2 separate regions of the Homo sapiens genome follow, and region 1 is linked to region 2. Evidence: chromatin loops called from intact Hi-C (ENCODE). Cell type or tissue: MCF 10A. All regions are shown on one strand. Region 1 overlaps BICC1 (BicC family RNA binding protein 1). Region 2 overlaps PHYHIPL (phytanoyl-CoA 2-hydroxylase interacting protein like).

Region 1 (2,500 bases), 710 kb before region 2:
GAGGAAACGTATCTGTATTTTTTAACAGAAAACAAAAGGAGATCACGTAGAGTAAGGCCCTGATTAATGTACATCATAGCCTGGGTCACGTACCTCCACCCCACAAGACCAAGAAGTGAAATGAGGGAATTGAAGAATCAAATAGAAAAAGGCAAAGCCAATACAATGATGCACTATCTAGTTTGTTACTTCTGAGGATGACTACTACTTCTGGTGAGGCCCAGAAGCTATATCCCTAAATTGTCCACCTAAGGAATTAAAAAGAGAGGCATTGGTCTGTCAGCTTCTGTTCCCTCCTTGAGGAGAGTCAAGGGTTGCCTTCTGGGGCCTGCCTTTCCTGCGATTCTGTGTTAATACACTTAAGACTTAGACGTATAGATATCTAACAAGCTCCTAGGGAAGTAATAAAGAAGTATGTTTAGTGTAAGATTGAGATGAGACATTGTTACCCCAAAGTGGGTTGATACCTATGCCGAACTGTTTACTGTAGCCTCGCTGGAATCAGAGATGAAGGTGAGATGGTATATAAGATTGTGTGTCCAGTACAATGTCTTTATATACTTTAAATGCAAAAAAAAAAAAAAAAAGAAAATCAGAAAGGGAGAGGCGGAAATGGACGTTTAAGATATTTCATACCTTTGTTCTAAATCAAAGAAACTTCCTTACTGTAAATTCTTCATGTAGAGAATGCTTTATGAGATTACAAAAATAAGCCTGTCTGCAGTCAGCAAGATGGAGGAATAGGGAGCACCAGACTTCTACCCCTACAGAAATACTGACTTAACAATATGTGGTCCAATAAAGCCTTTATGAGAAGGCCAGAAATCACTTATGAAGTCACAGAACTCCAGTTTAAAACCAAGAACCATGGTTTTGAAACAGGTAAGAAAAGCTGTTTCATTTCATCTGAGTCGGCCCCTTCCCCAAGCCACCACAGCTAATGATGAGGAAAAAAAGTCCAGTGACTGGTTTCTCCCTTGGGAGAAAAAGAGTAAAATGGAATTATGTCCAATGTGCTGGCTTTTTGAGACTACTCAAGTGACTGGTTTCTGCCTTGCTTGACTTGGAGTGCTGATGAGGAATAGGCATACTTTGATTGCCTGGGGACTGCTGAGAACAAGAGAGCTCAGCGGTTGGTGGCAGTACCAAAATACCCGTAGTACTGCAAACAGACACCAGAGGGTGCAAGAGACTGTAGACTCCTGAAAAAGAAACCAGAAAACTTTGTCTGGTTGTGAAATTACACACATAGGCTCAGAAAAAATTCATCTCTGTAAAAGGTTTGAGAGACCGCCAGAATCTCTAGCTGGGCTGATTGGTGAAGATCTTTTTCCATCCAAAACCAGTCTGTAAAGACTGGAAGAGGTGACCGTTTATTCAAATACAAAAATTACAACAAAATATAAGGCACACAAACAGGGAAAATATGGTCCAATCAGAAGAACAAAATAACTGTCCGTAAACTGACCCAAAAGAAATGGAGATCTGTGAATTACCTGACAAATAGTTTAAAAGGAACATTTTAAATTAGTGCACTACAAGAAAACATATACAATGAAACTGTGAATAAAATGAGAATATCAATTAAGAGATGGAAACTGTAAAGATCCAAACAGGAATTCTAAATAACTAAACAGGAATTCTGAAGCTGAAGAATACAGTAACTGATTTGAAAAAAAAAATTATAGGGGATCAACAGCAGACTTTATTAAGCAAGAGAAAGAATCAGCAAACTCAAAGACAGGTCATTTGAAATTATTGAGTCAGAGGAACAAAAAGAAAAAGGAAAAATGAAGAAAGCCTAAGGGACTTATGGGGCGCCATCAAGTGAATCAATATATGCATTACATGAATTTCAGAAGAGGAATATAGAGGAAATGAGGGACAGAATATTTTTCAAACTACAATAGCCAAAACCTTCCAAATGTGAAAAAGGAAATAGATATCCAAATATAAGAAGCTCAAAGGACTACAGTCATGATGAAACTAAAGAAATTCACACTAAGACACATTCTAGTCAACTTTCCAAAAACAAAAATCTTAAGGGCAACAGGAGAAAGGCAATGTGGTATATACAGAGACTTTCCATAAGAATATCACACATTTCTCAGTGGAAGCATCGCAGGACAGAGTGGAATGAGATTATATGAGGGATCTTCAAAAAGTTTGTGGACGGTATGTATTATGAAAAAAAAAACTATGCATGGATTTCAAACTTTTTTTTGGCACTAAAATAAATTCCTGCTGATTTGGGTAAGACATCAATTTGAAAAGAGTCCCTATCCAGAGCAACATGTATTCTGCTATTACTGAGGCAAGAACAAATACCAAATTTATGGTGAAGCATGGTGGAAGAATGGTGAAATTATTGATACTTTACAAAAAATTTATGGGAATAGTACACCAAAGAAATCAGCTGCTTCCAAATGGATAATTCATTTTAAGAAGGGACGAGATGATGATGAAGATGAGGCCCATGGCAGCAGACCATCCACATCAA
Region 2 (2,500 bases):
TCACTAAGGCTTTTAAAATGGCAAATGCTATATAGGTTGTAAAACTTCTTACACAGCATTCCCTATAATTTATCATTTTAAAAGCTTCACTTCAGACTCTAAAGCATCTTAAGTTGACAGGACTATGTATGAAAAATATTTAGGAAACTTTGTTGTGTTCTTTGTATTTGTTTGTTTGAAGACCATGGTTCCAGATTTAAATCAGCTTCAAGCTGTGGAAAATGCAACAGGAATCAGAGAGAGAAGAACACACGTAGGCATCTGTGTTCTTCAAATTAAGTACTTAGCAATAGAATGTATTTTTATATATTTTGATGGTGAAAAAATATTCCTGCCATTTGTTTGAATATCTTATAAATACAGAGTTTAGTCCTTCATTTTCTCAATTGGTATATACCCTAGAGTCCATATATTTCCTGGTAGATACCATTCACCTAATTTAGAGAGTACAGACTGATAGATATAACATAAATTATTGTGCTTGTCAGTTGTGGATTGGCAATGACCATATAGACTTAGCAAGGAAGGTGTTTCTTTATACAGATGCTCCTTGACTTGCAATGGGGTTATGTCCTGTTAAACCCATTGTAAGTTGAAAATATCAAGTTGAAAATTCATTTAATACACCTAACTTACAAAACATCATAGCTTAGCCTAGCCTCCTTAAACATTTTCAGATAACTTACGTTAGCCTACAGTTGGGCAAAATTATCTAACAGAAAGTCTATTTTATAAAAAAAAAAAGTGTTGAAAAGATCAACATTCAAAGTACAGTTTCTACTGAATGTGCATCATTTTCACACCATCATAAAGTCAAACAATTGTAAGCCAAACCATCATAAGTCAGGGACTGTCTGTATTTGTTACGCATAAAATTTGAAAACAAAAAAAACCCCTCCATATTTCTGTTGTCTTTGGTAAGAAATACATCAAAAGAATAAATAATTACATCTTTGATTTTAGGTTTATATTCCTGGAACATTGCCAATATCTATTTTAGGTGGCCACTGGAGGGCAGTATCTCTCTGTGATTTTTCTCTGTCCCTTAGATGGGAACTGGCCTTTGTTTTTAGGTCCTTTAGTAATCTAAAGTTTGCTTCATCTGTTTTCAAAAATGCTTCCAAGAATAAATAAATAAAGACAGAGTGCCTAGAAAATGGATAATTATTGTGTATATTGCATGATTTTACTCCCAGCTACCAGTATGAAAGCTGTGTTTACTAACAAGAAAATTTACCTTTGTTAAGTTTTCCATAATGATAGTTATAAAATCCATGTAAAATATGTCTTGGTGCAGTACGTATAAATAAATATACTTTCCACAGAGTGGTATAATTTTTCAACATTGCTTTTTTAAGAAGCCTTATTAAAAAGTAGTAGACATAAATTCCATGGATGTTGATTTTCTTTTTGTCATTAACTCTAATTAAGACACATTTCCTTGATTAAAATCCATTTTAAATATCATCTTGTTATTCAGAATGCTTGAATAGAAAGGAAACTTTTAATTACTGGATACACTTTCCAAAGTTTATAATCCATTTTGAATTATGAAAAACTGGATAAATACTTACTCAGTCCATAAGAAATCAACTCATTTTGACCTCTTCCTCTAGAAATGAATTCCTAAATGAACATTACTTTCCCATACTCCAAATGAAAACACCACTTTCTTTCTTACCTCTTGTTCATATTCACTAGGTAGTCTAATTGTCCTTAAAACTCCTTTTATATCTGAAGGGTTTCAGGAATTCACTGAGATTGGTAGACATGTGTAGGAATTCCTCTACCTCTGGTGTCAAATTGTATATCCTCAAAGTGTAGGTTCTAGTACATATTTTCTGTTTATATATATGTTGCTGTTATTATTTCATGTAATTGCACTTATAGATCCATGTAGGACACATATCATAGATATTTGGATTTTGTTAATGAGAATGTAACAAGGGCGAGAAATTTTGAACAGGGACAAGATGGGTAGATTCTCTTTTCCTTATTTCGCCCACATCTATCTATTGTTTACTCTTCACTCAAGAAACAGTCATTATTGAGCACTTCAATATGTTAATGGGATACAAAGATATCTCTTTTGTCTGTGCCAATGAGCACAGACAAAAAAGAAATAAAGAACACCAGAAAGTATGTTCCCTTTACCCACAGGATTGGGAAAGAGACTGAGATGACTTTGAATACAGAAACCTTTTAGACAATAACCACCATACCCCAGGCAAACAGTATAGGAAAAAAACAAACAAACCGTAGTCCCTCATGTACCAGCCAAGGCTAAGTGAGGAACCTAGACCTCTATCCTCTCACATCTGTAAGGGGACACCCTTCTCCTTCCATCCTCTGCTAGGGTGGTATCAGAGAAGCCTGAATAGGGAGCCTGGATTTTCCACCACTGCCCAAAGAAAATGAGGCTTGCCCTCATAGTGTGTGAAGCCACATGTCAAGTACTAATGAGACACCCCTTCTCTCTCTGATCTAGAGTATGTTAGCA

The links. Peaks named below come from ENCODE experiments on the same cell type or tissue, not always from the same donor. Only the 100,000 strongest peaks of a DNase experiment are listed, where the experiment ranks them.
Region 1: a loop joins it to region 2, with 7 times the contacts of the local background. A loop is called at or near these places in 4 of 110 quality-filtered maps.

The regions. Positions count from the first base shown.
Region 1 is chr10:58,530,115-58,532,614 of GRCh38, forward strand. All of the region lies in intron 1 of BICC1 (BicC family RNA binding protein 1), which reads left to right. Among named protein-coding and RNA genes, the nearest start is that of BICC1, 18 kb to the left of the region's middle. RefSeq lists a silencer at 1,238-1,297. In MCF 10A, a CTCF peak has its summit at 1,189 (motif pointing right); a DNase peak (open chromatin) is centred at 1,167.
Region 2 is chr10:59,239,769-59,242,268 of GRCh38, forward strand. The region is part of intron 4 of PHYHIPL (phytanoyl-CoA 2-hydroxylase interacting protein like); the gene reads left to right. Among named protein-coding and RNA genes, the nearest start is that of PHYHIPL, 64 kb to the left of the region's middle. In MCF 10A, a CTCF peak has its summit at 991 (motif pointing right); a DNase peak (open chromatin) is centred at 1,033.